Linked DNA regions of Homo sapiens: region 1 is linked to region 2. The links are chromatin loops, found by intact Hi-C in ENCODE. Cell type or tissue: GM12878. All regions are shown on one strand. Each heading gives the region's core, and the rest is flanking DNA. Links, peaks and the distances in the headings are about the cores only.

Region 1 (16,372 bases), core at 3,749-11,748, 79 kb after region 2:
GAAGCCCCCGCCACCCTGCTGCTAAGCCTGGTATCAAATATACAAGAGTTTTATATACTGAAGTTGAGATGATGTCATTTTCCCTTTACTTGGGAATGGATCACTTTTGAAAGTGTAGGTTTTCTATTTAACATTTTAAAATAAAACTCAATCAGCTTTGATGGTATTAGTTCTACCTCCTTTTAGCCAAGTCCTCAGGAAATGCTTTACTGCATCCTGGGCTAGTGTCTACCTTATTATGGAAACTATTTGTTTTCTTCCCCTTGCCTGAAACATCAAAGATAAATAAAACAACTTGACTGTTGAGCATAAGACAGATTTTCTGTCCACTCAGGAAGTTAATCCACAAGTGAAACTGGTATGTTACTCTGTCTTCCACAAAAGAATCACAGGTTATCCTGAAGTGAGGAGGTATTGAAGTTCACGATTTCCCACGGTACATAATTTAGTTTTGTGTGTGTTTGTTTGTTTTAGTTTGAGCACAACAATGCTTTCTGATTTGAGAGGTTGGCATTTTTAAAACCCTATGTCTCTCTCTTGCCACTGCCTTCTTTTGGCTTCAAGACATCATTTCTGTATGTAGCCAACTTCTGCAGTTAGAAAACTAAGTGCAGTGGTCTCTGAGCAACGAAAATTGATTTCAGTGGGAACTGTGTCCCTGTAACTGTAGGAAGAAGCTCATCCTTCTCTTATGGTAACAAAATCCTCTTCCCTTTTTATTGATATATATGTGTATTTTTCCCCTAATGCCCACTTCCCTGCAAGCAAAAAATAAATCTCTCCAGCATCTCTCCCCTGTTATTTCCTTTGGATTCGAAGTAGACCCAGTGCTAAAGTCTGGCCATTTCCAGAGCCATCACTTTCCCAGGTCTCAACTTTGGGCTAATCTTTATTTCTCTGGTAATTTTCCTTCTTAGAGCCAGCTAGTGTATATGCATATATATGTGTGTGTGTGTATGTCTATGTGTATATATGTGTGTAAATTGTAAATTACATAGGTATGTTTACGCATACGTATGTGTGTGCTGTAGACACACACAATATTTAGCCATTTCTTGGCTCAGTTAAGTCTCCTTGGCAAGGTTTTGAATGTTCAACTCTCTCTTACTCTATAGTTTTCCAGTTCCTATGAACTAGAAATTTCTTTTGGTATTTCAGTTTTTATTCTTCTGGTCTCACTGACAAACAAATGATGCAAAGCTCAATATTGTCTTTATTTTTAAAAAATATTTATTTATTTATTTATTTTTGCCAATGAGTTACCATTCACCTAAGAGCTCCCCTTGTTCTATATGCACAGTCAACATAGCCTTTATGGATTTCATCCACAATTGCTGTGATTGTGTAACATACCAGGGAATACTATCTTCCAAAGATATTTCCCTTCATTTTATTCCTATATGCACACACACACACATACACATACACACACATATTTATAGTCCTTCCTAAGTTTAATATTCTATTCAACAATATTTTACTCTTCCACCGTTATATACAGGTTAAGCATCCCTAATCCAAAAATCTGAGGCCAGGCACAGTGGCTTATGCCTGTAATCCCATCACTTTAGGAGGCTGAGGCAGGCGGATCACTTGAGATCAGGAGTTTGAGACCAGCCTAACCAACATGGTGAAACTCCATCTCTACTAAAAATACAAAAACTAGCCGGTTGTGGTGGTGCACACCTGTAACCCCAGCTACTCGGGAAGCTGAGGGAGGAGAATTGCTTGAACCCGGGAGGCGGAGGCTTCAGGGAGCCAAGATTGTGCTACTGCATTCCATCCTGGATGACGAAACAAAAAAAACCAAAGATCTCAAATCCAAAATGCTCCAAAATATGAGCTTAAGTGCCAACATGACACAAGTGGAAAATTCCACTCCTGGCCTCATGCGATGGGGTCGCAGTCAAAACTTCGTTTCATGCACAAAATTATCTAATATATTGTATAAAATTGCCTTTAGGCTATAAGTTTAAGACATATATACATAAAATATATTTTGAACTTAGACATGGGTACAATCCCCATGATATCTTTGATGCATAAACAAGCTCTTAAAATTCTCCATCCTGAGCAGACCTCATGATATGACTTTTCCTGGTAAGACATTTTACAAAAAAAGAAAGAAGTGGTGCACTCAATTTCTATTCTTATTTTTTATTATTTTTAATTTCAAGCCATAATGATTTTGCTCACTCAGCACCTACTCGAAGCGCCCCTTTTACTTTGATTTTTTTTCTAACCCTTACTTTATACATAAGGTTATTCCTTTGGCTTCATTTCTGCTAGCCTGACACGTTTCTTCTTTGCTGATCTTTTCTAAACAGTTTATGTCCCACAATATTTATCCTTCTCCCTCACACACCATTCATTTCCATTACTCACTCTCTGATTTGGCTATACCCATCATTTCTGAAATAGAGAATGCCTGAACTTCTTTGAAAATCCACATGTCAAAATGTAATAAAAATGTTTTCATTGTTACATTGTTTTAAGAGAAATGAATGGCTTGCTCAACCATCAGTTCCAAATTTATATTCAATTTTGGGAATATATATTATTAAGCCTTTTTTCTCTTCCCCTGGTTATAAAATACTCAACTTGACTCTGTAGTCTTGCATGGCTGGGATTAGGAGTTAAGGCATTCCTTATAAATCAGTGTAATCTTCACAACAGGACATTGCTGTATCGAGAATTCCTCTCTGTATTGTGCATTTTCAATTATGTTACATGTTTCTACTTAGTAAGCCAGCTTAATTCTACGCTATGTCACAATATTAGAACATGTCCAGGTTAGAAAAAGGGGCAATCTTACTTCTCTTGTAAGTTGTTTAGCCTTTGGCACTTATAAATCCCCCCAAAACACAGGGGAAATCCCTTTTCCTTGCTTTTAATATGTCTTTAGATTTATTACATGAAGAATCTGCTCACTTAATCCTTTGCTGAGGCCAAGGCTCGTCAGTCTTCTAATAAAGGTTCCACGAAGAGAAAGGAAGAAAACAAAATCACAAAATAGGTGTTCAAGGGATGCTTCAAACTTAAAACACATTTCCAAGTATATTCTCCACAAGACAGACAAGAAGAGGCAGGAGACTTTAAGTTACTCTGCATAAATCCAGCCCCATTTATCTTCAGCTTTCTTTCTAGACAGTCCAGTCAGGGCAAGCAAGCAGGGAAGAGGCTGAAGGGCTCTTCGGGGACCAAATTACAGTTTCAAAATGGTTCTTGTGTTCCAGGTGTAGGACAATGTTATCTGAGAAATCTTACAAAGATTTGGTGTTCTTTAAAGAGCTCTGTTAAAACATTTAAAATGATCAAAGATTACATCATTAAAAAAGGAGGGAAGTGAGGTTGAGAAGCTTTATTTAAAATATGTTTTAAGCAGTTCTGGCCCAAATACTAAAACTCCTGCAAATGAATGAAGGAAAAAAAGGTCACTAAAATAAAAAATTAACATATCCTTTAAAATGTCACTTCCAAGTTCCCAGCAAACATGGCAGAGTCCACAGAGTATTGATTGCATCATGAAATAATCATTAAATTTCTCTATGCATTTCTGATACCAAAATTTAATAATGGGACAATATTATTCTTTGAATCAAATCTATTTTGGATCTTTTTTCAAGCTTGAGTTAGGGAAGAGGCCATTGAATTTTTTTTCTTTGGTTCTTAAAAATCCTCTCTATGCACAAACATGAGAAAATAAAAAATAGAAGGCAGATAAATAAAAAGTAAAATCTTTTAATGCCTAAATATGTCTTTATCCTTTTCAGGTTTATTTTTCTCCCCCTTTTTTACTCATACTCCTGAAACTACCCTGGGTTAAGTTCCATCAAGTGGCAGATTAGTTTCCATGATGCTAAAAAGGTCCCAATTACTTGCGGCATGTAGAGTGACCCATCCTTCAAAACTCAAACCAGATATCACCTCCTCGTTGTTTTACAGGCAAGATTAGTTGCTCTTTCAACATCACAGAGAAGAGCAGGAAGTGTGGCAGAAGAAATATAGGAACTTGGCCATTTACTGTGTCACCTGGACAGGTAATCCAACGTCCCTGTGTTTCCATTTCCTTATCTGTAAAATGGGACTCATGCTTGCCCTGCTGATTTCAATGGGCTTTTACAACAATCAGATGGGCCAGTGCACAGAAAAGCTTTATAAAGTATCAATTCGCCCACATCTCTAAGCCAACAGTCCCTTATCTGGTTTCCTTTAAGAAGCCAGGTATGTTTCAGAATGCAGAACCCTTTAGATTTTAGAAAGTTAATGTTACATATACTATATATACTGTATATTATGTAACAACCCATCAGTGAAATATATAAATATGAACATTAAATAGGACAAAGATTATAATGAATGCCAAAATCAATTTCAGTCTATAAGAATCTTGTCCAAATTTATTTACCATTGTCCAAATTTATTTACCAGCTGAGGAGAACAGATGATCATTTTCCCTTGTAGGACTATGAACATCAATAATAAGTCAGATGCCAGGTAGGAAATGTTGGACACCAGCACTATTCATTGAGCATTCATTATGCACAGAGTACTCAGTACAGCACTTTGAAAAAGAATAAAAACGCAGTAAAAAAATAACATTTAGCCAGGTTCAACAGCAGATGGATTGCTTGAGCCTAGGAATTTGAAGCCAGCCTGGCAACATAGCGAGGCCCTGTCTCAAAATAAAATTGTAACGATAATATTTGTTTGGCTATTCTATAATAAAAATCGTGATGAAAATAAAGTTAATACTAATATCAGTGGACATTTACAGAGTACTTACTATACGTCCTAAGCATTCTACATGTATTATCTCATTTAATGGTCACAATAATCGATGCCAAATATTATGCATAATCTACAGACAAGAGGCTGGGCCAGAAAGAAGGAAAGTCATCTGCCCTGCCCAGGTCAGTGACTAAAGACAATGCTATCATTCTACTGGGACACCATCAATAAACCAAATACTTCCTGAGAGGAGAATGGTAAGCAATTCAGATCAGGAGGAGTGACCTGGCCAAAGGAGATTCTGAAGCCTGGTAGCCTGAACTACCTAACCAGTGATCCCTTGAGGCAGAAGTGGAAACTGCTCCCAGCCTGTAAACATATCTGAAGCTTGTTTTCCAACCAGCTGCTGAAATGCAACTCAACTTCCAAGTTCTAAAAATAAAACTCCTGAGATCAGCCAAATCATACTTTTGGAACTATTGACATATACAAACATTTCTTCTCCTGAAATGCATTCTTGATTCAGCACAAAGAGAGAGGCAAAGAAGAGGAGTGGTTAAAAGATGGAAAGGAAAGGAATTCCCAATTACTGTATACAACAGATAACAAGGAAGAGAAAAATTAAAGGCAAAGTCAGGTTGAACAAGGAAAGGTTCTTTAGCTACAAAGTCAATAAAAGAAAGAAATAATAATATGGATTGTTAACCCTTCACAGAAGGCAAGTTTCAAATCACTTTCAATCAAAATAAAATATTCCTTAATCACTTGAGGATAAAGAGCTTTCAAGGAATACGGTACCATTCGATGTGGAGAACGGATCACAGAATTTCCATTTAATTATCCACTGTTGAATAAGATTTGCTATATTGATGGGAAGTTGAGTTTTTTTTCCTCAACTATTACCTATTAAATTGTAATCTCCAGAGGGCACAAGCTTTGCCCATTTCTTTTCTTGTATCTCCTTTATACACGTTTCTGAAAGATTAAACACTCAATAAATGGTTCATTCAATAATAGTAATCGCTACCATTTCTGAAGACCTGTAATGTACTACATGCTGACTGTTTTTCATAATTCTCTAATTTAATCTTGTTTTAGGGGAATATTATTACCCACAACTTCCTGATGAAAAAAATCAAAGCTTAAGTAACTTGCTCAAGACCACACAGCTAAGTGGCAAAGGCTGGGACTCAAATTGTATGATTTCAAAGTTCTTGTTTCTCTGATGTTGTACATATGTGTTGTGCATATTTACACACATAGGATAAAGTCACGTGGGTGGTTGCTTTATTCTCCAGGATCTCACCATCTTCTTTCATTACTCCATTAAAATTGTCTCTGTAGGCCAAATGACTCCAATAGCTCTTTAAAACCTCTTGTAAAATAAATACCCAAAGAATTTCCACTTTTGATATTTCATTTCTCTCCTTGGAAGATCAGAAAAAAAAACTGGTTGCCCCTACCCCTGCCCACCCACCTATCCTATCCCAGTGGCACAAACAGAGTTTCAGAGATGTGCCCAGTTCTTATAGCTAAATAGTAATGGAGGTAGAATTTGGGTCCCTTGATTTCAGCCCAAGACACACCGAACACAGAGGCATTTTGACAGCCAGTTCATATTTGTTAAGGGTCTATTAGACCCTTAGTATTACTGCAGGGCAACTGAAATCATTCTTGCTCTCATTCTATTATAAAGACATATATGAACGTGTATGTTCATGCAGCACTATTCACAATAACAAAGACATGGAATCAACCCAAATGCCCATCAGTGATAGACTGGATAAAGAAAATGTGGTACATACACACCATGGAATACTATGCAGCTATAAAAAGAAAGAGATCATGTCCTTTGCGGGACATGGATGGAGCTGGAGGCCATTATCCTTAGCAAACTAACACAAAACAGAAAACCAAATACTGCATGTTCTCACTTACAAGTGGAAGCTAAATGATGAGAACACATGGACACATAGAGGGAAACAACACACACTAGGGCCTTCTAGAGGGTGGAGGGTTGGAGGAGGGAGAGGATGAGGAAAAATAACTAATGGGTACTAGGCTTAATACCTGGATGATGAAATAATCTGTACAACAAACCCCCATGACACACGTTTACCTATATAACAAACCTGCACATCCTGCACATGTGGCCCTGAACTTAAACGTTAAAAAAAAAAATCATTCTTGCTCTCATCTAGTTGAAAGGGACAGTTAACATGCATATGTGACTAAGAAATGAACTGTGCAAGTTGATGATACTAATTAACCACAAGCAACAGAATTTCATAGAAGCCACCATCCAATGGCAAAAAGAGCCACAAGACTTAGCTTCAAGTTCAAGTTGTGCCACTGCCCCCACAGCTGTTTTGGTGAAGTCACTTTTTCTTCCTTTTATAAGATGATTAGTTTGGAAATGGAGAATTATGTCTTGTCTCCAACAGTGAAGAGTGGTGTGAGCTTTGACAGTGGAAAATGGGGATATTAATACTACCTCCACTGGACTGCTGTGAGGAGGAAATGAGACAATGCACAAAGGGTACTGGGCGAGGCATCTAGAGGGCTCAACAAATGCTGGCCATCACTATTTGCCATTGAAAGATCATTGCTGATTCTAAAACTGTGTAAAAGGGAATCTTTTGTTGGAGTTTTGTTCCCCAGAAGACCCTAATCTCTTGCTATTTAAGAACCATGACTTTTAAGTTTACCCTTTGTCTTTAAAACATTTTTTTTAAATATCAAAAGCAGCACTGTTATTATAGTATATATACTTAGCTACTGAAGACCAGAGACATCTATCTTGGGTCTGAATAGCCCCTGGTCTTTTTTGATATCTCCAGGTGCTCTCCTTTTACCAATATTTGCATTGGCAACTGTTCCACATCATTACTAATCATTTGACATCAGACTTAAGAATTTCTGACGCTGACAGAAAAGTTCTTCTCCCTCACTATCCTTTCTCAGAAATTACTCATTGTAGTCAAATGTGCCCAAGTCCCTGAAGCATATGTAATAAACCACCAACCAGAATCGGAAGTTCTATCCACCTTCAAACATTTGCTCTAACCTTAGAATGGGATCTTTCTTTTTATTTTTGCAATGCAACTTTTATTTTTCCAAACTACCCAGTACCAGAGGTTTTTCTAACTGGGACATTTGTTAGCCTGAGAAATATAGAAAACAATTGTTGGGTATAAATTCACATCACATTTTCATTTCCTTCACTTCTGCTATTTTCAAAACCTCAGACTTTCCACTGGTAGTACTGCACTCAGTGTGGCTGTCATCCACGCACTAAGCGGGGGATTATCTTTTTTGTCTCTCAGGAACCTCGCTTTTTTATTGCAGATGCAACTCTAATAGGCAGAAGTTGCCACACAATCCAACAGTGAAGATTTAGGAAGGATCCACGTTACAGGGCAGTGAAAGACTGCCTGAGGTGGTGGTCCTACCAGCCCTGCAAAAAGAAATGTGGGAACGAAGCTTAAAACAGCCCTCCCTCCCTACAGTGACAACACAACCTGCTTACAAAGAGCAGCGATAACAAGGTTTCAGCCCAAGATGCCCCAGTCATTCCTCTAATGAATGCAGAGGAACTATCAGCAGCCCAAGACTGTAGACACACAGTATACTGTTCCCCATATTGTTGAATACAAGATGCGTAAGTTATTCAATAATGTATCTGAATAATTACGTGAAAATGAAAATTACATATTAAACTATTCCAACAGGTGCCATTTTAAAATAAAACAGTTTCTGCCTTGCATATGCCTAGAAAATATTGCAATTACTTGTGAGTTAAAGCACGTACACTAGTACAAAAATATACCACCACTGGCACTGAAAACAGGCCATGGCTAAAACCATCCTAGATGTCTAATGATTTAGCATAAAACATATGTGATAGTGTAAGAGATAATCCTACTATGTTTACATCTTGCTTGTGTAAGTCTGTCAGTGGGCAATCACGAAGCAGAAAGGCATTCCCGAATGGTGGGAATCACAGGAAGCAGTAATCTCATCTGGAATTTAATAGTCTTTTTGTGTGTGTGGTTTTGATCATTTTCCTTTTATGAGTGCCGTGTGCACAGACTCTTGATTGTTTCTGCAATGGAAAAAGAAGAGGATGTCCCTCTGAATCCCAATGATCTGCTTTGGCCAAAATCAGACACCAAAGCTGTTAACGGGAAGAACACTTGCAATATAGGAAATCCTATAATGTAACGACCAATGCAATTGGTTAGAAACTCTTAATACACTCCCAAGTTGACAGAAGATGGCAGCTCCCACTGACAACTACACAGCCAAGCCTCTTCATCCATTCTATTTAGACCGAAGGAAAATGAAGAGATATTGAATGGAATATTCTAAAAGTTCTGGGTGGTCAGAGCCATGTGTTTTAGGATGGCCATTTCCATGAGAAAGGTGCGGTTTTGTGGGCAAACTTTTTAACCCTCTTCTCTTCCTACCACCCCCTACATCACACAATTAAGAACCGTGGGTGGGAGAAGATGGATTGCTCATCGCCCTCCCACTCTGTGGCCCTCTTTTGGATGGCATCATCGAACCCAGATGACAAGCTGGGAGGCAAGAGGCTTCCAGCAGCAGCATCTGGCCCTCTGGCAGATGGTCAGGCCCTCGGGTTCCCGGCTTGGGCTCCCTCCAGATGTGTCTCATGCTTGTCCTGTGTGTGAGCTTCCTCCTACCGCTGCAGGAAATTTTTCACGTGAAGACATTTTGAACCAGAAGAATTGGCACGTTCTTATCTAAGAAGATGTTCTTGTGTTTTTCCCTCTGGGGTTATATTTTACAAAGATGCCTGGATCCAAGAGGCATATGTGAATGTATCTTCAAGGCCATCTCCCTGGAGACCTGGGCGGTGGGAGAGGGGAGTGGAGGGTGCAAAACAAATTATACTGTGTCTCCACTCCTCTATCACTTTTTACTACTTTTTCCTTCCTAATGAAATCAAATTTTGATTAACACTAAAGGTAGCTCAGAAGAGGGAAAAATGATAAAAGAACTGTCATCGGAGATGGAGGAGGGCTCTTTCTCTCTAGGCAGTTCTGATTTGGTAACGACATGGGCATGAGGCCCGGAAATTGATAGCATTTGTACAACTCTGTTTTTTTCAACAAGGCAGCTACCACCTGTTTCCCACTGACCCCTAACTACTTCCTTGACTTGCTCCCTAGTCACTGCCTCAGCAGGGAGGATCCCCTGAAGCAGAGAACTAAGACAGCTATTCCCAAATTTTGATGCTAATAACAATGATCATAAAAATATCAACTGCAACAGCAACTGCCATTTATTGGGCACCAGGCGTTACACTAGGTACTTTACAAGCCTCAGTTAATGTAATCCTTACCGCATTCCAAATAAGTCTACCCATTCTACAGAAGAGGAAAGTAAAGTGGAAATAAGTAAGGTCCCGCAGATAGTATTAATAATTAGACTTGAAACGTGGTCTCTCTTATCCCAAAGCCTAAGAGATCTCTTCATTAGTCAATTGGAGAACAGCAAATCCTAGAATCTTTACTCTACAAAAAACCTTAGAGATTATCCAAAGCAACCTTACATATTACTCAAGAATGTCCCTCAGATTCTGTTTATGCTCTTCTTTTGATAATGAACTCACTGCCCTCAAGGCAGTCAGTCTACTCCTGGACTATTGAGCCAGAAGTATCTTCATTAGCCAGAGTTAAAATCATCTTCCTTGTTAACTTCTACCACATGGATGTTATTCTTGCTCTTTGGAATAACATAGAACAATTCTTTCTCTCTCTCATACATCTTATCAGACATTTGAACCTACTTTCTCCATTGGGTTGACAGTAGGATAAATACCATTAGTTCTCTGTAATTGTCCTCATGTTCACCAAGCACCGCTAAAGCTTGCTGTCTGAAAAATTGCCTTAATTATTTATTTAATTTTCCTATTATTTGTCTGCCTTCTCTGGGCTTGAAGTCCATGACAGCAGGGATAGTGTTTGTCTTGTTCTTGGCTACATCCTCAGCTGCCACTCAATGGGTAGTCAACAATAAATGAATGAATATATCTGTGCCTTCTGGTTCATTCATTCCCTCATTCAATCATTTTTTTCATTCTTCATTCAACATCCAACACTATGTGAGCACTATTTTGCAACAGCAAAAGTATTTGGCGATAAGTTCAGTTAGTCAACAAGCATTTTCCATAATAATAATTATAGCTAACATTTATTAAGAGCTTACCAAGAAATATTTGGGGTATATGCTAGGCATATGTTAGTTATATGAAGTAGGTATTCTTTTAACCCCCTTTTTAGAGATATGAAAAGGGAGGTATAGAGAATGCAGTAACTTCCCCCGGTTTACACAGAGAGTGAGTAGTGAAGAGAAGACTCAAAACCAAGTTTTCGGCCTGGTGTGGTGGCTCACGCCTGTAATACCAGCACTTTGGGAAGCCAAGGCAGGTGGATCACTTGAGGCCAGGGGTTCGAGACCAGCCTGACCAACATGGTACAACCCTGTCTCTACTAAAAATACAAAAATTAGCTGGGTTTGGTGGCATGCACCTGTAGTCTCAGCTACTCAGGAGGCTGAGGCAGGAGAATCACTTGAACCAGGGGGGCGGAGGTTGCAGTGAGCCAAGATTGCAACACTGCACTCCAGCCTGGGCACGACAGAGCAAGACTCCATCTCAAAAAACAAAAAAACAAAACAGAAGTTTTCTGATGCTCCTAACTTGACAGTATACTGCTTCCCATCTACTGAGAGTAAGAAGTGCTTGTTTATGTATTTTTTTACTGCTGTCGAGAAGGAGAGGAAATTCTTAGGAAGCTAATAACAATGTCTCCCATGAGGCTGTAGAGACACAACCACACAATGCAATCAAAACTCCACCCTCAAAATAATTACCTATCAATTACTGAGCAAGAGTATTGATGAAACTCCATGCCCAAGTCACAAGCTGACTTGATTCATGGCATGATCAAAGTACGATTAGGCCCAAAAGCCTGCTTCTTTTTCTTTTTTTTTTTTTTCTTCTAGAAATAGGATCTTGCTCTGTGTCCCAGGCTGCAATGCAGTTGCAGTGGTGCAATCATAGCTCACTGCAGCCTTGAACTCAGGGATCAAGCAATCTTCCTGCCTCAGCCTCCCAAGTATCTAGGACTACAGGCATGCACCACCACACCTGAATAATTTTATTATTATTATTATTATTATTATCATTATTATTATTATTATTAGAGACAAGGTCTCTCTATGTTGCCCAAGCTGGTCCAAACTCCTGGTCTCAAGGGATCCTCCCATATCAGCCTCTCAAAGTGCTGAGATTACAGGTGTGAGCCACAGAGCCCAGCCCAAAAGGCTTCTCGTATGGGGACAACAGATTTCAGCATGGTGGCCAAGGACACAAAGCTGTGGATAGAAAAGAGCAGGCAAGGGTTCTAACTGGGGGTGTCCAATCCAAGCCCAGAGACAGGAAAGGTTCTTTGACAGGTGCGGTTAGAGACTTTGCTGGGTAGAGCCAAAGGACGGCTCTGGGGAAAGTGGAGAAGGGAAAGCTGGAAAGTTAAGAACAACATCTAGCAGGCACAAAAGATTTTCCTTAAAGTAGATCTTGTAAACTAAAATAACTAAGACCTTCAGTTCACGAAACTTTGGAGGACAAATTAGCACTGCCATTAGGTTGAGACTCCAGTATAAAGGGGGAAAAATTCTGCAAGGCTTTGGCTGTCAATGAGGGGAGAGCTCTTCAGCGAAGAAGCCTGTCGCATTGGATTGTGATTATAATCCACAAAGCTCCCCTTCCCCGGGTCAGCTCATTCATTTATAAATAAGAAGATTACTCACTGCCTACATGCATAAACAGCTTTCTGCATCATTCTTGGGGTATTTTCCATAAATGTTTTCTGCATGCCCCTTTTTTTCTTTTTCTCTTCAAATGCTCACCGTGTCTGGGTCAGGAACGTGCCCTTATCAGCCAACTTCAATTAATAGTTCCAAATCAGGTCAGCAATGGCCCCTCTCTTCTCTCTGGCTTCTCCTAAGGGAAGTCCCTTGATTAGGGGTTACAGAAGGCACCAGCAGTGGGGTGCCCTCATGCTCTGTCCTCCTGTCAAGAGCCTGGCAGACAATGGGCAGGTCTTAGGCTGTTAACTTCTGTTTGGAAGGTAGATTTCTTTATCTGCTATGTTCTTTTTCACTTAAAAAAAAAACGCAGTCTGCTAATCCAGCCATTGGTGGTGGCTGATTAATTTTCAAAGTGAATTCAGTTTTAGCCACTTCTACAAATAGACACTTTATTGAGTTGAAGAGTCAAGAAGGGATTGCTATTTAATTGTATTTGATCCAAAGACAATCAGTGGCTTTACTATCTCACCTCTCTGTATTCTCTAATTATGAGCAATATTCCTTCTCCTTGTGTTGACAGAGCACTTTACAATTTTCCACACTCTTCTGCTTATATTCCTGAGGTAATCCTTCCCCACCCCGTGAGGTAAAGTGGGCAGGTACTATCATGTCCACTTGATACAAGGAGAAGTAGAGGCTCAGAGTAAAAGACCCGGTAATCTAGGGGGTGGAGGGTACAAAACACTTGATCCAGCAAGAAGTAGAGGCTCAGGGTAAAAGACAAGAAGGAGTGGGGAGCTGCAAAACCAAACCCAAGGCCCTGACTCCAATTCACATTACTTCCTGTGGTGCCACACCACCAAAGCAAGGGGAAGGAATGCTTGAGTGGTGCCTCAGAGCTCACAGAGCCAATCTGAGTTCAAATTCTGCCTGTGCCTTCTGGAGCCTCAATTTCCACATCTATAAAACAGAGAAGAAATAGTACCTACTCACAGTGCCTGCTTGAGAGGGGGACCTGAAGATCCAATGAGTTGATGCACCTGGAGCTTAGGACAGATCCCAGCAGACAGCAAGTTCCCAGCCACGTGTGCTGCCACCTTTGCCTCTGCCTCAGGACTAAATGCCATTCATTACAGCCTACTTGTTTTCTTGTGTTGCAAGCCCAAAACTTCAAAGCACAATTCACAAACTCTAAGCCCATGACCTTTGTTTTATTTGGGATACAGAGCCTTTCTGGTTTTATTGTCAGCATTTACTAATTGGGAGCATTCACTGAAACATCAAGATATCCCACATTTTGTGAAAATAAAACATCCAGCAATACTAGGTCCACATTCCTGCATAGCAGCTATTAGTTGGGAACCGAAATTAGAAAGGAACTGAATTTGACTTTTTTCGAAAGGTAATATCCATTTATGGGCCCATTTCTAAAGGCCCACTGAGTCTACCTTTACCCCTCTCTCCCTACAGAACCGCCTTCCTCTTATGGTAAAGCTGGGACCTGGTATATTGGTGACTTCCCCTTTATACAAGGCACATGCTCGCCGGTCTGCCCCAGTCCCCACCACTCCCTAATACATTTCTCAAATCTCACCTCCTCGGTTCATTTATATTACTGCCTGCTCAGGTGGCATTTCAATTTGTTATTCTCCAGCATTAAGACAACAATGTGCCCTACTACAAGAAGTGTGTTGTAACATCTTCTAGAGCCAGCTGAATGACTTTAAAGAAGGCACTTGCTGGCACTGTGAATTCTCATATTATTCACATCTCACAGCATTCTGTTTATCATCCCAGCTTCTCACAGGCAAATCTGCACCCAGGGAAGAAATACATTCAGCACATTTTGCTAGCAGAAAACTTTAACTGGAATAAGCTCAAGCGAAATGAGGATTATAGAGTTAGGCTAAGAGTGATAGCTTTAACTTTCTGCAAAAACCTCCCCCATTTGCACCTATTCACATAAACATTGCTGCCGTGTAACTCCCAACCATCCTCAAAATGTATTTTGTTACTTGGTAATCAAATTTGCTTATGCCATAAAATGCCCTAGCTCCTATGTGAATGTATTTTTTTTAAGCCGGAATTGAGGAATATTGACCATTATTGGGAAATTAAAGGGCCTTGCACTCTCTTGATCATGAGATGAGTTTATTAAAGAGGCAGTTTGTTCTCAAGTCTGGACAGTGGCATTTTGGCATTGCGATAGCACTGGATGAGGATTAAGTCATTTCTCAGCTTTCCTTGGCAGAGTCTTTTATTATTTACAGTATTTACTTCAGGGAAATCTTGGCGTGTGTCATATTTATCTTACTGAAAAATGGGCCCATAAATGCATATTACCTTTCGAACAAAGCCAAATGTTTTGGTACTAATTTGGTTCATGAAGTATGTAATTCAGTTCCTTTGCACAGGAGCAACATTTGTCTTCTGCTTTTATTAAACTACCATAAACCATTTTTTCTTGCTCATTATTGAAATATGCATCACCGAAGCTGGGGCAAAGGAGATTTAATGACTAAAGTTCTAAAGGCAACCCAGTGACACCACTCTGTTCTGCTGCTTGCCACCAGAAAAATTAAGAAAATAGGGGACCTGTAAGGAAAGCCTTGCCCTGGCCCCACTTAGTGGGTAGCAGGAGGGATACAAGGGAATGGAGGAGGGAGCAAAATAAAGCAGTCATTTGTATGAGATTATTTCCATGAAACACATGCCTTCGTTAACAGGAGTTATTTATAAATAGCTGCTCATTTATTTTTCATTTCAATCACGTATGCTTTTAGTCTCTTTGAGGTCAGCAGCAGAGAAATGTTGCCACCAATATACCTAGGTCCCAGCTTTACCATGAGGGGAAGGTGGTTCGATAGGGAAAGAGGGATAAAGGTAGACTCAATATATCACACACCTCCCCTCAAAGCTTCTCTCTTTGCCAGTATGAGTGTTGTCTTGTGTTCATTCTCTACAAGAATGTTGTAAGTGACAGTTTCACTATCCCACCTATAACAGATCACTTGCTTGGAAGTAGGCTGCCTGTCTTTCCTTACCCTGGCAATGCAGAAAAAAAAAAAAAAAAAAGCAAAGAGACTCCAGGTAAAATGAATGAGACATTTCGGAACCAATCATACATACAAAAAAAGCATCCTTTTTCCAGGCAAACCATTCTATACAAAAACAACTCAAAATTCAGTTTAATGAGATGTAACAACAAAAAGGTGCTGTCACTTACCTGAACATGCTCAGTGTTTATTATGTGTGGAGAAGGAACAGGCAGGTGCAGGGGAGGAGGAGGAATAGCTTACACACGTCTCATACTCACCACGAAGCAGAGGCTGTGCTCTGTACTTGGTCTTACTGAATTTTGACACCACCTCTGTGAGGCAGGTACTATTATTATTCCCATTTTACACATGATGATAATGGAAAAAGATGACAGAGATATTGAGTAACTTGCCCAACCTCACAGAGCCAGGAAGGAGTAGAGTCTGGGTTTATACCACAGAACAATTTGCTCTTTGGTTCTATTGCATTTAGCTCTTGATTGAATTCTATCTTGAAATGTTTACTAGCGCACTGTGAAAAATTCAAAGAAATGGAGGAGACACAGTCCCTGCTCTCACATCCTTTATTGTTGACCAGGGAGATAAGATGTACATATATGATGCTGACTAATTTCAAATAGAAGTTGAGTTCACTTTTGTCCCACATAACTCTGTAACCTCCTTACGAAGAGGGGTTCATTTACTCAGAAAATATTGATGAGCACCTATGTGCCCAGATAGTCTAGGACTGGGGGACATCCTGG
Region 2 (16,372 bases), core at 5,235-13,234:
CCTCAGGCCCAGCACATAGTAGGTGCTCAGTATCTGTTGGCTTCTCCAGCTATGTTCAAAAGAGAAACAGATAAAAAACAATGAAGAATTAAAGATCTCAATTTGTACCAACTACGTTCATTTTAATTATCATTCTTCTAAATAGTAGCCCAAGTACATTGCTCTCTGTTCATATTCAACATTTGCACTATCTTGAAATTTTTATTACTTTGCCCCAAGGACGATGAAAGAAACTGAAGGGTTGAGAAGAGGCCTCAAATCTGACACTGTCTGTGTCCCTGTTCCCTGGGTCCCCTGCTGCATTTCTCCCCAGAACTGTGGATGAAAAATGTGGGTTTGAACAACTGGTATCCTGCTGATTGCAACTGTCAATTAAATAAGCCAGCAACACAGGAGCATATGTTCGCATATAAAATATTGATTAATTTCACAGATTGGGATAAAAATATATTAGTACTTGGGTTCTGCTTTCATGCTTAGCGTTCAGATATGCACTCAGTCCATTCAGATCTATTTCTGCACCCTGTGGGCTCAAGAGTGTTACTTTTGTGTTTCGCTTTTCTTATCTTTCTCTGGTTGCCCATGTTAGTGCTTCTGTTATAACTGACCAGCAGCATACGTTTAAGCAGGATTTTAATTACTAGGTCATCTCCCAGCCGACTTGCCCACGGCAGGCCGGCAGAAAAGCCACAATCCTGCAATCCATGCTTCAGATTTTCTCTTGTGTCCCTCCAGGTAAATCTCTTTTTTTTGAGGATGCTAAAATCATGCTGATGGCATCATATTCATCTGATAACAATGATGACCACCTAATTTCTATAAAGTATCATTTCTGTCCACTGAGTATTTCAAGTTGCAGGGCTGGCACAGGGAGTTTGAGATGGGGTGCCTGATAGTGTGACGTGATACCAGGACTTTTTATCTTAACCCAGAAAAGCACCTTCCCATATATCACTGCACATGCCAACTAACTTACCCTTGGGATTTAGCATAGATCTGGCTTTTCAATTTGCCTTTGAGTAATGTCGTCAATTTGTTTCAATTGAAGCAAGTATTATATTACATGCTCAAATAGCAGGAGAATTTCTCTCCACGTCTGAAGTCCAATGTGGAGGGGAGGTTAGCACTGACTAAACAATAAGAAAAAACAGTGGTGAGGACCCCTGTGTCAACTACTTGGAGATTCAAAAGCTGCAGATAAAAACCTAACTTTGGCCACGACCAAATCCTTAAAGGATGGCCTCAGTTTCCCAAATGTGTTTAGTAAAACTAATAATACTAGTGCCCTCCCATGGCTGTTAAGAGCATTAAAAGAGATCATACAAAGTGCTCAGCACTGAACTTGATGCAGAGAAAGTACTTAACAACCGCTATCGTAACAGTAAGGCCATGATCACCCAAAACACTGCTCTAAATGCTACCATTTTATGGACACTGAGTTCTGTTAGCTCATGATTAAGAAACTGCAATGGAACCACATCTCAAAGTCAAAGAGTAAACAACCTATGGAAATTTTCCAAGTTTAGTTTCTCAAAAATGGATCTCAGACCTAACCTACCTTCCCTATTTGCCCTCCCTACAGCTTCTAATGTTTTATCCCCACGTGGAATTTTGAATATGTGTTCCCCTCTCCTGTTCATTCTCATTGAAAATTTTAAAAGTTTCCCTGATTCTTCAGACTTGGCTGAGTCCCCCAGTTCTAAGCTCTCTTAGGAGTCTGTATTTGTACCTTATAGCACTTAACCATCATTGCAGTTTAAATCATTCCGTGTGCCATTATTTGTCTAATATCGGCACATAAATACTTACACTCATGTGACAGTCTACGTCATAATGCTAACAACTGTCCCTGCCTTATCACCTCTGTAGCCCTATTGTCTGATATAATTGGCAGTCAGTCAATAAACATGTGTTAGTGTTAAATAGATGAATGATTGAATGAATAAGCAAATGAACTAAAGAGGAATCACTGGTGTTATTAAGATGTTAAGGAACTAAACAGAGTAGCTGAAAAGTTAAGAATTCTTCCAAAAGTTATTAACAATTGCCACTACACCCACAATGGGCTTCTTAGGTTGACAACTGGTGGCTACGTGGAGTCCCATTTCCTGGGTCGACCTAGCCCCCATTTCAGCAGCAGGCACTCTATTCTCTTGGGGGTTAAAATTAGCACCAGTAAGCTCCCCCTTTAGTGGGCTCTAATCATGCAAGGACCCAGGTGGATCTTGCTGACAGATGTTAAGGTTAGAAGGAAGGGTAGCAGCCAGATGAGAAAACAGAGCCACCCCCTTCCGGAGGTACCAGGACTTCCTGCCTTTAGACCCGGTGGTTCCTGCCTGCCTGCCCCTCCCCCATGCATCAGTTTCAACACAGTTGCTGCTCTTTCTGTCATCTGAACTCAAATTCTATCTCAGAAATTGATGGGCGATCCTGCCCTTGACAACACAATGTCAGCCTTGCTCAGTGTCCAGCTGGTTCCGTATGTATTATCATAATGCGCTGCCTGGGTGGACCCTGGCTGATTTTCTCTCCTGATGCAAGTCCTCTTTCCAAACTAATTTCTGCTCTCTGACATGCAGACCCTACTTGTTTAAAAATAAAAAAACAGCAGCTTGGGAGTTTTATTTTTTAAAATCCTGTTAGGATATTTAAGTCTATTCTAACAGTAAACTGAGCCTAAAGGACTTTCTTTTAAAAATGATTTGACTCAAAAAAAGAATGTTTCCCAGGGTCCTACACTGTTTCCTGGTGACTTGAAAGAATTATTACTTCCCCCAACCCTTACAGCCCTCTCTAACAGCATTTCCCAAACTTCAGTCCTGATTTTCCTCTATCCCTGTACCACTTACACTATTATTTACTTAATAGTATTTAGCTGCTATGTTTGTTTAGATCAACTTTTTCTTTAACTTTAGTCTTGCCCTAAGCAATAATAGCTGTGAGATCATGATTTTGAAGTTGGAGTTATTGTTTTGTTTACGCATTAACATAAACACACAACCATTAAAAATGTTTAAATGTTTATCCTCCATTTTCTAAAATTATCTCACCTACTGCATGGGAAATAGTGGTCTGAAAGCTCACTGCAAACTATCAAGCCGCTTGTACACAACACCTTCCCAGCTGAAGAAATCCAGGGAGAAGAATGCAGGGTGAGAGCTACCTAAGGCACAATGGCTATGTATGCCACATTTCTATGGCTTTTCCAGGCCTCCTAGAACCAACTGTTAACCTCCTGCAGAGATGGCCAAGGTGGAGGGAAATTGGATCCTTTCACCTGGGCATTTTGGTAGCCACTTTTCCAAGGCTGCAGGTGTGTAGCCCCTCAAGACATAAAAGAACCTCTCACAGAATTAGCTGGGTTCAAAAAACAAATCATCAGAGCTTGAAGGGCTCTTCCAAGACCCACCTTAATTGATGAGGAAACAGAGGCCCAGAGAAATCAAAGTACATACTCAAAGTCATGTAGTAAGGTAGTGGCAGAGCTTGGTTTTAATTTATTTCTGCACATATAACTGAAAATGGTCAAACAAAAATATTTCAAAATCAACCCCTGGCCACTGCTTCTAAATATCTCATCTTAAGAAGGGTTTATGAACAGCACATCAAAGCTTCCACTTGCCCATAAACATCATTTGAAGCCTCTGAAATTCTCAAGTGAGGGGAGCTCCTGTGACAGATAAGTATAGAGACAGCTTGGTTTGAAACAATCAATTAGGCAAATCAATGCAATTGGAATTATGATGCTTTTGTAACCAAATATAAGACAAAAAAAATTAGGCTTAAAAAAGTTCTGACCAGGCTGGCTCATACCTGTAATGCCAGCACTTTGGGAGACCAAGGGGATGTAATTGCTTAAGCCCGGGCATTGAAGACCAGCCTGAGCAACATAGGAACCCTGTCTCTACAAAATCAAAATAATTAGCCTGATGTGATGGAGTGCACCTGTAGTCCCAGCTACTTGGGAAGCTGAGGTGAGAGGATAGCTTGAGTGCAGGAGTTTGAGGCTAAAGTGAGCTATGATTGCACCACTGCACTTCATAGCCTGGGCAACAGAGCAAGGCCCTGTCTCATTAAAAAAAAAGTTTTTACATAAAGTCCTGTCATTTCTGGCCAAAATATAAGTAGAAAGCAACAATCTTTCCTCCCCAAATCTCCCCTACAACACACAACACACCACACTTTGTGCTTATTAAAATTAGTAAGGTGTGACTCACTCATTTATTAGCTCAACCAACCAAATACTGGAAATTTCCCACAGTTTACAGGTTTGTCAAGAAATTCATATAAGAAACTAGCCTCCCTATATCCAAATCGGTTTCCCATGTTATTTCTAGCATGAGGTTTACAAACTCTTCAGTATCCTAACGGTTGTTTAACTCATCATCTCATCATTTTCTCATGGACTCCTTCCTCCACACCTTGTACACGTGCCAGAGAGCCCATATGGTCAACAAATGATTTCTAGGGAGATGAGTTAGGACATTCTTGCAAATAAATAAAATATTACCAGCATCCTTATTATCTTGCCAGCCCCACAGAAAATATACTAGTCATCGAATAAAATCAGCATTTTTTAAAATTCAACTAGCAGAATGTGTCCCAGCCATGGGAAAAATTTCCTTCAGGTTTCTGAAGGAAAATCAACTATAAAGTAAATATACATGATGTGCCCCATTTTTTAAAAAGATATGCTCTGGGCTAACTTTTGAAAAGTCTGTTGAAGATACCAGCACAATTGCCTTGCTTGTGTTAAGAAAAAAATAAGAACAATAGGATAGGAGATGGAAGGAATTTCTCATACTGTAATGTAACAGAGCAGTAGATTAGAGTGCAGACTTCAGCATCAAGCTTCCTGGATTTGAACCCTGGGTCTACTACTTAATTGCTGTGTGACTTTAGGCTAGTTATTGACCCTCTCTTTAGCCTTGGTTTTCTCCTCTTTACAACAGGGTACTTATAGCACTCTGTGCCTGTCATAGTAGGGCTCAGGGAATGTTTATTGTTATTATTCTTAGCACTGTTATTAGGCAGACCTAAGGTCAAATTCCAGGTCCAATTCTAATTAGTTCTGCAGCTTTGAGTAAGTTATTGATTCTTTCTAAACCTCAGTTTTCTCATCTGTAAAATGGTGATAATAATTATTATATATCATGAGATTTGTTGGAAGACTTGATGAGATGATAAGTAAAATAGTTAGCATGGTGCTGGCATATATAGTAAATGATCCATAAATGCTAATAGTTTAAAAAAACAACAATAGTGGTAGTAAATAATAATAGAGTAATAAATATTATTACCTGGCCTGGTTACTGTCAAGTATGGCAAAAAAGTCTGAGCACTATTTCTCATTTGTTATCAGTGCTATTGGTGGTGCCATGGTCAAATGAGCAGAACATAGATCACCTGCTCATGAACCCTTCAGTCTGTCTGATGCTGAGATCCTGCTGGCTACCATATCCCCAGTGTTAGGATTTCCGGTGTTACCTGCTTTATGAATTACTCAGGGAATACACTGGAAATCAGTCTTCACTCACATCGTTGTGCATTATCTTGACCACTTACCACATCCTTTCTATTTCAAGGAAAGACAAAAGGCATCTTCTCAACTGCACAAAGTAAAAGCCCTGATTTGATACCTGAAAATCTGGGGTCTCAGTGCTCTATTTTATGACACAGCTGGATATTCTTAGCCCTAATGTTTTGCTCTTACACCTGTCTTCTTTTCTCAAATAGGGAAATCAATTGGTAAATTGTAACATGCCACCCTCAGTCACAAAAGATGACACCAATATTTTTCTACTTAGCCTGGGCCCTTCACCAAGATGATCTTGCCTTAGTGGGCTTGGCTGGGATTCTGCATCAAAACTAGCCACAGAAGGGCTGTTGGCTATGTGGGAAGCTATGCATCATCCATCATCTGCCCTTGAATGTACATTTCTGTCAGGAAGCTGGATTTATTTTACAGACATTCTTCTCAGCATCCTGGGAATCCCAGAAAGACTGGAGGCAAGGCTAGGCCAATATGAAATGGATAGGCATTGGGGTGGACCCCAAATCCTCTGGCATGTTTATCCAGTGACCAGGAAACTATGCAAACCCTGAAATGCACATGGACAAGTACAAAGAGTGCTGAATGGATTTTGAGAGAAACAAGCTATGTTTAAGCTTGAGCAGATTATATCCCCTCTCTGGGTCTCTGTAAAATGAGGAAGAGTGAAAGAAATGACCTTCCATCCTTCACTGACTTCACTCAGTGTGAGCTGTGGCTCAGGCATTGCCCCTGGTGGGAGGGGAGAGAGAAATTTGGGAGGGTATATTTTTCTCTGTTGTTTTAGTTTATTTTCACTCACTAAGTTTTGGTGGGGTAATATACATTTTAATGGGTCAAATAATGCAGCAGTCCTCTACTCTAAAGACCATGAAAAGGTGAGGGTCTCCACAAATTTAAAAAGATGCCAAAAGGTACACTCTTTCTAAGCCACTTACGAAAAACTAAATCAATAATACGAAGCCATCTGAAAAAAAAAGAGGAGAAAGGACTCTTAAAATGTTTGACTTTCTATGAAGAACACATGCCCTATTGATACAATAAGGAGTAATTAGGGGGACAGCTCCAAAGCACAGCCAACTCCCTGGTGAGTTTCCAAAGTCCAGCAGCGAAGAGCAAAGTTATAAGTAGGTCTGAGCAAACTTGCCCTGGGCTTTCACCGGATCTGAGGAGCCCATGTAATTGAAACTGAGTTCATCAAAGCCCTGCTTGACCTCCTCCCCACTTCGCAATTGCCACCAAGACCATGGCCTGACCAGCCCACTTTGGCCTGCATGATGTAGCCCTCACAGCCACCCTAGTCTCATCTCCTGCCACTCCTCCCTTGCCTGGGCGCAACAGGAGCCCTCTCAGTCTCCTTTTGTTCCTGGAATTCACCTAAGCAAAACAACCCTTGCACACAGTTTCCTATACCTGGCAATTTTTTTTTTTGTCCCCTTTGCCTAGTGCTATGGTTTGAATAGATGAATGGTTCAATGTCCCTACTAAAATTCATGTTGAAATGTAATTGCAGTTTCAACAGTATTACGAGGTAGGACCTTTAAGAAGTGATTAGGTCATGGGGGCTCTACCTTCCTGAACAAACTAATTCCATTATTGTGGGAGTGGGTTAGTTATAAAAGTGAGCTCTCTTCACCCACACTTGCTTGCCTTTTCACCTTTCCACAATAGGATGATGCAGCCTGGAAGCCCTCACCAGTGCTGGCATCATGCCCTTGGACTTCCCAGCCTCCAGAACCGTAAGACATAAACTCCTTTTCCTCAAAAATTACCCAGTCTGTTAAAGCAACAGAAAACAGACTAAGACACCTAGTAAAAACCTACTCATCTCTTCGGTTTTGGCATAAATGAGATTTCCTGAAACAAGGCTTCCCTGACACTTCATTACTCTCCTCTGCTTTTGTGGTCCCCCTTTGATGCACCACTCTAATTTTGCTTAGTACCTCTCCTCTCTATTCACATCATATATTCTGTGAAGACAAGGACTGAGTCTGCATTATCCTACTGCACCTAGCTTAATGTCTGGCATGTAGTGCCTGCTTAGTATGAATGAGCGATTTCAAGTCCACCTTATTGACACCTTATCCCTTGGCTGGAGATCCAGAGGAAGGGTTCTATTAGAAAATGCCAGTGGATTTCTCTGTTCCCAGGAAGCTCTATTTCTCCAAAGTCACCTCCTGCAGAAAGTCATGTGCCAATAGCTTTAGTTCAGAGCACCATAAAATAGTACATGCTAAAAGGAAGCCTAGAGAGGACCCCACCTGGCTCTCACTGGACATACAAAACTGAGGCCCACAGAAGCAAAGTGACCTTCCCAGGGCCACTTCAGCCAGAGAGCCTGATCCTCCTTCTATCCTCTTGTTAGGACCATATTATACAGAAGGGAAAAGAGACAGGCTCAATTTGAGGTAGTCTCTCCAAGCTCAAACCATCTTTCTCCACATTTCCGTAAAAACATGAAAACAAACAAACAAAAAAACCAAACAAATGAAAAACACATTTAAATGCAGCTGGTCACAGGAAGTCAATGGTGCTGGACACCCAGGGGCAACTGACAGAAGCAAAAACTGCCTCTGTCTGGATCAAAAGGATTATAGAAGGTCATATGCTAAAGATCAAGAACACCACCATATTGTCAGGGACAGTTGTAATGTGACACTGCAACCAAAAGGTCAGAATTCACTGGTGGTGGTGAACACCTGACTCTATTTCTCCAAAGCTATAATTACAGCCAGGAGATGGGCCCAGTGAGTCTATCATCAGTATTTATTCTTCAAAATACTTTGAGTGTGACCAAACTCCACTATTGTTTTTATTTATCTTGAAATCTTGGCACATTTATGTTTTATGTTGCAGTCTTTATTATAACTTTGAAGGGAAATTTAATTGATTTGTATCTGATGCCCACAAAAGCTAAATTTCAATCATTTTCCATTTTTAAAAACTGAGTATGTTTTAAAGAATCTATCTTCAATCTAAAAAAATAAGTAGGACCCCAGGTCAGAGCTCATGAACACTAACATGTTTATATTCTAAAAACTCTTGACTAATAGTTCCATTGTTTTTTTTTCCAAATAAATATGAAGGATGCACATATTCAAAACAATAACAAAAAAAAAAAAAACTAGATCTAAAGAATACCCTACTGGGGACTTAATCCCACTCCTGGAAATGGCTCCTACTGGTGGGTGAGCTCTAGAACGTGCTCACATTTCTCTAGTCACCATGGAGGAGGCAAGTCCTCCAAAAGCCCAAAAAGGGGAGAAGGGAAAGAAAAAGAAGAGAGGAAAGGAGAAAAACACATGCACACCAAAATAAAAAAATACATATATCCCCTTTAAAAAAATGAGCATTTAAACTGCTTGTCAGATGGTTTCCTGACAAAGCCACTAGAGTGTATTCACAGGCATTTGCATAAATGCTGCCTGTGAGTTCACCATAGCTGCAAGCGCTAATGGTACATAAAGTAATTTAGTCACTTCTCCCGGCATTCTATGTCAGAATGATGAGCACGGGCACTTTGCCTTGTTGCATATTAGATCATTAGATAATAAAGTGTTAGCGCATGCAAGCTGACAGGGGCTCTGCACCACAGTGTTGTGAGGGCACCGCATTTTGCCACAGGGGGAAGAAACAGAGAAACTGATGCCACAGTTGGCCTTGAATTCAAGTAAACACAACCTGGAACTCAGGGGAACAACAATGCCAATAGCAACACTCCTCAGGCCCCTCAATGACTCCCCAGAACACAGTCTTCATGAACTTGCCCAAATGACTGGAAGACAAGGCAAGTACACAGGGTAGCGCTGAACATAGCCTTGTGGCAGCCACTCAGCTCCTTTCATCCCGAGCTCATGCTTTTTCAAAAATTGGAACTGAGAGAGCAGTTACATTTTGAGGCTGCCTGTCTCCACGACTGTACATCTTCCATAAAGCTATTGCTTAAAGAAGAAACCTCACTAGGCTAAATGGTCCCATAAATATCCAGCCAAAGAAAATCTTGGTATTTATGAATGAAGAGAAAGTACGGGGGAAGACCATTTTCCACGATCTATAGCATGCCAGGATTCACTATCTTTGGACCATGCAAGAGTCTATGAAATAAATTTGCCTTTGTCAACTCTCATACTTGAATTACAGGGTCATTTATCAGAGCACAGGGGTTTGCGAGTCCATGGGTCACATAAGAAAGCCCATGCATGAATGTAAAGCACGATCTCTGTCTCTACTTATACACAGAAAGGTGAGCCACAAAAGGAAACTTCCTCCAACAGTCTGACAAGCAGGATATAAATAGAGATTTGCAGAATAGCCCAAAATAATTCAGGCTACCTGTAAATTAGATGGTAAAAAGTCCAGAATGGGGGAGAACGTAGGTTCCCACAGGTCACAAGAGGAGAACATGCTTTGCCGTCTCACCATGCGGTAGCTGTTTGAAGGCGGTGGGGGGTGGGAGCGGAGACACAGAGGGATGAGGGTGTATGATTCTCAAAGTCTTTTAAACAGAGCATTTTGAAATAGGACTTTTCAACAGCAAAATAAAGTATTACCCTCACATCAACATGAATTAGCATCTAGGTCCACTCCCACACATTACCAATGAAAGAGTTCAATAGTCATCCTTTGCTGAGTAGATATTTATGTGTCAGCCTGAAGTGTCTAAATGAGTGGGTGGTTTTGTGTGGTTGGTTGACTCACTCTGCAGAGAAGCAGATTTCTATGCTATTGTCATTACTAAGAATTTGAACATGTCTACCCTTTCTTTCCACTGGAGAGAAGTGAAATAAGGCTTCGGTGAAGGCAAAGCCCCTTGCTGAAGGAAATAGGACATACCTATGTCCCCAAGGATGGCCAACCACTTACACAGTGAAATGTCACCATTTTTTGAAAAATATAGTAATATGGCCATCTGTGGACTCATAAACTGAAGCAGGTGAATAAAATGCTGACTTTAAAACTTAGAATAATATGACACCCCAACTGAAATATTAACACTCTTAGAAGAGGGAATATCTGAGCTGGGAGGAAGCTTAGAGCTGTGTTGATCCAGAGGTCTCAAACTGTTGACCTGTGGCTGCATTCTTCCTAAGTGGCTTTTTTCCCCCTCTCCTCCCTTCAGTGTCCAAAAATTTTGTAATTAGTTACCAACAATTAAAAATTCACTGTTGCCAAACTGGAACATCTGGCCCCACTTGGGCTCTCATTCCCCTTAGCAACAACTGGCTGGGGCCGAGGGGCACCAGAGCGTGTACTTGCCTGTCTTCTCAGCCTCCACCCAGCCCACTTCCCTATCTACATTACCTGCCCCCACCCAAAGCACAGATTTTTTTTTAAACTCTCCTACAGATCATCACCTTCATTTTAACAAGGAGGAAATCAAGGATCCCAAAAGCTAAAGCGATTTGTCCAAGGTCAAATAGAGGCCAGAGTGAAACTAAATTGAATTTGGGGTTCCTGGTACCTATTTCAAGACCTAGTCCTTTATCATGCTGCAAAATAACGTTACTGATCCTCATTGCCTAGAGGGATCCTTTAGAGAAGGCTATATTCTATGTTTGCTTTTGGTTTTTGTTGGAGGGATAATTTGCCTGGTGTCAGGAGCTTTCTCACTGGCTTCCCAAGAGCAGAAATAGGAGCTGGGTGTGGCCTGAGCATATTTTGAAAGTGTGAACCCAGATTTCAAACTGACAGTCAAGTCTGTCACCAGACTGGGCAGTACCTATTGCAACTAACCACCCACAGTCAAAAACATAACTTCAATCCTTAAGCAGCACTCTCCAAATCATGCCCACTGAGTATTTCCCTAATTTTTTCTTCCTCCTTTCACCTAAACACCTCTAGTCACACAATGCCTTAAGTGACTCCAAGGGTATTATAAAGACAACATTACTGTAAAGTGAGGATCAGAATAATTTTAAGTACAGAAATGGAACTAGGAATGTAATCATGAGCAGGTGTTTGAAATGGCCTCCTGCAAAATGTAATATCCATCCATCTCAGCACTAATGAAACCATAAAGAAGCAGCTTTTGAAAGATGATGGTTTACTTTAAAAAGACTGTAAAACTGGATGTGGTGAAGAATCCCTTCTAAGAGCATTACATCTGGCTAATTAATAAAAAGTACAGTTCGTGTGTTCCATAAGCACAGGGGAAAAAGCCAGGCAAAAATGATGAGAGTGGCGTGTTTATTAAATTGGGATGCTGGCAGAGAAGGGAGTTTTCTACCTTGTAAATTATGGGCAACTCCTGGCCCATGGAAAAAAGCAGGCAATCAGGTGATCATTTGTGTGGTAGTGTTCTGAAAAGAATCTTGCTGACCCTAGCAAACTGGAAAGGGAAGTGAGGGAAATGGGTTGAGAGTTTGAGGCAATTGAAGAAAGTCTAATATGGTGACTGGTATCCAGCAGAGCCTCAGTCACTCATTCTTGGATGGACGGATGGACGGATGGATGGATGGATGGATGGATGGATGGATGGATGGATGGATGGATAGATGGATAGATGGATAGATAGATGAACGGATGGATGGATGAGTGGAGAGGAGGAAGAGTGGATATATTACACACACACATGCAGCACTGAAAAATTCAGGCGTGCCCCTAACCCAACCCATGGTTCTTCTGAGTGGCATTCACTTTCCTTGATTCAAATTTTTATCTGGTTTCCTTCAGTCCTCTCAAAGGCACCACTGATTAGCCATAATTCTCAAGACAAATGGGATTTCTCCCTACCAAAGTCTACTTACAGACAGCAAGTTCTATCACATGGTGAAGAGGTAAGAGTTAGGTACAGGGCACAGGAGGGACATTTGGTCTGGGCTTCATATTCAGAAAGCACCTCCAACCTCGACATTGAACCTGATCTCCAAATGAAGTTCAACAGGTGGTCACAGAGATACACCAGGAGGGTGGTAAAGAGGATGGGTTCATTATAAAACCTCAATGGTCAATTATAAACATGTCAAATATATCACAATTTTAGTGATACCAAATTGTGTGGCCTTTCCTTATTTTTCCCTTGGATTGGCCTTTCCTTATTTTGTAATCCAGTGGGAGCTTAGAATAAAGCAATGGTCCAGGCCTCCTTCTTTCTCTCAACCTGAAAGGAGGCAATATCAGCCATTTCCAGAGTAGAGAGTGGTCCCACAAGAAAGGTGGGCCTCAGAGATATTTTCCTGTCTTTAAATATTTGCCACCATATGTTGAAGAGAAAAAACCCTAGAGGACCAATCTTATTCAAAAAGACTTTTGAAATTTGAAACAGAATAGAACATGTGGTGGAGTGGAAGAAAGAAACCAAATATATTCACAGTTAAAGTAGCAATGCCAACCAATGAAAATGATTCGCCTACCATGTTCCAGATAAGAGGGCGTACCTTCCGAGGGGTCAAGCCTCCGAGCCCTCCGCCCATGCTTGGAATTATTATGGACAAACATGTTATCAGAGACTGCCAGGACATGGCCATCCACATTGACTGTCGTAGACACCACGACCTGGAGACATAAGAAAGAAATGAATGAACATTTTAATATAAAAGCGTGGTGGGTAATAAACTCAAGTTAAATAAATAACAGCTGGGAGCTGAAGAAAATTGCATAGCTATTTCACATAATAACTGGTGCTTATGCTGTACAAGTCTAACAAGAGGAGCTATTGATGAGTGGGTCTTTGGCATGGAACGCTTTTGATGCAGTTTTAAGTAAAATTGCACAGTTTATAGTTATACAGCAGAAGGTACACTGTTAACCATAATTTTAACAAGAGGATCTTTATTAGCATATTTTTTTACACAAGGGTGGTTGTGTTTCACCTAAATTACCCTTCAGTTTAGACACTGAAGCATATATCACAGTTGATCATGCAAATAAAAATCTTTTGAATCTTTAAAATATTTCTCCCCACTGTGTCAGGGTTAAGAGGATAGAGAAATGAAAAAGATTTCAGTAAGAGCAGGGATGCATTTTTCTCTCCTGGATGTCTTTTTGAGATTTCTTGTACGTTTTTCTTTCCACATTAGTTTGGTTCATCAGACCAAAGTCCCCCTCACTACTATTACCATCACCCCACCCCAAAAAATTCCTGCTAATTAAGGGTCTTAGATCTGTTTCAAATTAAAAAAAAAACTGGTGGGAATGGCCCAAGACATAATTTAGACACTGAAACCATCTCATAAAGTGACTGTGAACCCAGTTTGCCAGAAGAGACACAGGCAAAGATGTTGTCTCAGAGAACTTTGACTAAAACAATGAGAAGAAATGACCTACGCTTCTCCTTATATTAAATGGGGAAAGGGATTAAAACTGAAACCCACAGAGATATGTTTATTCATGCGACCTCTTACAACCAAATATAATAATTGTCTGTAATTGCAGCTTCAGCTCCCACCTCATGCTTTGACATGGGAAACAGCAATCAGCCCGCTCCCGTTTAATCCACCTATTATGTTGACTAATTAACTTTGCTCGACAGTTTATTTCTTCCTCCATTATCAGCCCCTGTCAGCCGCAAGCACCCTGCAGCATAGGGGAAACCTCAGGCTCTTTGATTGATCACCGATAGATTGACATGCAGATTAATTTAATTAGAATCACCTCACTTGAGAAATGAAAGACAATGGCAAGAGGGCTAATAGATCTGCTCTCATAATGAGGCGAGCCTCCAGAGCGAAGGCTGAGGATTTCTGATTTATTTTGCTCAATTCCCCAGTTGCTTGGAAAGACTCTCGCTTTAATTGTTCTTGGTTTTGAGAGGCATTAGCCTCTGAAGAGGTGAACCGCTTTACAAGGGTTGGCACAGATGGAGGCCTCAGTTTCTGAGGAAGCCTTTTCTCCAAGTTGGCTGAAGGGGGCATCGACTTCTGAAGAGTCTTGTGTAACACTCTTTCATCAGCTAAGCTGGGCAGAGGGGAAAACGCCAGGCCCTGGCCTATGCCTGTGAATTGTCAGCTTGGACGCCAGTCCCCACAGTCTTCCCATACTTAAAAGTTCCACTGTCCTCCTCGTTGACCTAAGTGCATCCTGGCAAAATACGATGAATTTCCTTTCCCAGAGCCTCAAAGATGCCCACGAATTGCAGGCTATGAACACATCACCCATACTAGTAGCATAAGGTTGATTTTGTTTTCTAAATCTACTTAATTAAAATGCATAGGAAACAGTTGAGAGTTCAATCAGGGAATCAGAGTATTCTCCTTAGCCACTGTGAAACCCCAAATTCCATCTAGAACAAATCATTTGGGGGATGACATGTAAGTTTGATGCAGAAGTTTGCAGAGTGGTTCTTCTCTTTATTCATGATTGACCAACCAGATCTGACACAGCCTTATGTGTAAACACAGCTTGTATGTTTACAGGTTAATTTAAAAGAAAGAAGAAGAGAAGAAAACGGTCTACTATTTTGCCTTCAAAAACTATCATATGCAGTGGCAAAGTCAATATTATTTAAGGCAACAGAAATTCACTTTTCTTTTTAGAGAGACGACTTCTTAGGACTTACAATTACATAACAGAGCTGGGTCTTTCAAAGAAATTTTGATTTACTATGAGACCACAATTGAGCGGTCACTGGAGTCGTTAGCTGAAGAAACTATAAAAGGAATCCCAAACCATATCTGTTTTCAGTGTCAGGAAATACAGAAAGTGGTTATTCTAGATGTCTGTCTTAGGAGGAAAAAAAAAAAACAATGACAATTCACCATGCACCTGTAAGACACAAGCTCTACAAACTTAAGGCTTAAAATATTCAGTATGTTTCAAAGACACTGTCATCTAATCCTACATTGAACAAAAATGTCAAAAACGGTTAAGGAAAAAAAAACTACACCCCATATGTTTTTCTTTTCTTGGCAAGAGAAGAACCACCAGGGCCACATGTGTGATAGAATCATTTGGCTGAAATGCCAATCAAAATTGGAAAAAAGATAATACAGAGAATCTTTATACTTTTAATTTCTAGAAAATAAGCAGCTAATACGTTCCTCAAAAACTCACAGCACAACTTCCCTACCACAAAACAATTTCTCCCATTTCAATTTGGAAATATTCAGGATATATTTAAATAAAACATATGCTAAAATTAATCCACAGAGCGACTTGTAAATTAAAAAAAAAAAAACACTGTGAGATGCAAAAGGGGTACTGAAGTGTCCTTTAAAAATAGGCCCATGGTAGGAGGGAAAAGGGCCTTTACAGTTTACCACATAATTAATAAGGTGCTGACACATTCACACAGGCAAGGGGACAGACAAGCCTGCCAAATCTTCAACCTTCCTAAATTTTGTCAATAAAACACAGCCTAAATTTGAGACAGATAAACATTAAAAATGATTTTACCTTTGGACACAACAACACTTTCCTTCTTTCTCCCCTTTTCCACTCCCCTGCCCAGAGAAACAGATGATGAGAATACGAAGGAAAAGATATGTTTAGAATTTCACGATATCTGTTATAATTACACCTTTACTTTCTAGAACTGCACTGTCCAATACAGAAGCCAAATGCCTGGCTATTTAAATTTAAACTAAACGACATTTTAGATTCCCTTTCTGAGCCTCAATAGCCACACTGAGCGTTTCATAGCCATAGGCGACTATTGCCTACTGCATTGGACACGGTGAACAGGGAATTTTTTTATCATTGCAGAATGTTCTATAGGATGGCACTGCTCTAGAATGGTTTTGAAATAAATTGTGCACTTGATTCTTGAAGATGTCCAAGTTATATCTCCTGAAATAAATATCAGCCTATGTAAACAGGTTTAGATTTATACATATATGCTTTAATCACTATATTTTTGGAATGAAATTTCTATTAGGGGGCTTT

What was found. Hi-C counts contacts between places; a loop is a spot of excess contacts. Peaks named below come from ENCODE experiments on the same cell type or tissue, not always from the same donor. Only the 100,000 strongest peaks of a DNase experiment are listed, where the experiment ranks them.
Region 1: it touches region 2 in a loop (2.3-fold over the local background); 2 of 110 quality-filtered maps call a loop at or near these places.

Annotation. Positions count from the first base shown.
Region 1 is chr5:158,890,678-158,907,049 of GRCh38, forward strand. The region is part of intron 6 of EBF1 (EBF transcription factor 1); the gene reads right to left. Among named protein-coding and RNA genes, the nearest start is that of EBF1, 200 kb to the right of the region's middle. In GM12878, for the core only: no CTCF peak of the experiment used is centred there; a DNase peak (open chromatin) is centred at 7,678; H3K4me3 peaks cover 899 bases; H3K27ac peaks cover 2,235 bases.
Region 2 is chr5:158,810,273-158,826,644 of GRCh38, forward strand. It overlaps EBF1 (EBF transcription factor 1), which reads right to left. Exons shown (of 16, transcript NM_024007.5): 8 at 12,904-13,045. Among named protein-coding and RNA genes, the nearest start is that of EBF1, 280 kb to the right of the region's middle. In GM12878, for the core only: no CTCF peak of the experiment used is centred there; DNase peaks (open chromatin) are centred at 9,839, 10,199, 10,839, 11,195 and 1 weaker place; H3K4me3 peaks cover 2,076 bases; H3K27ac peaks cover 3,251 bases.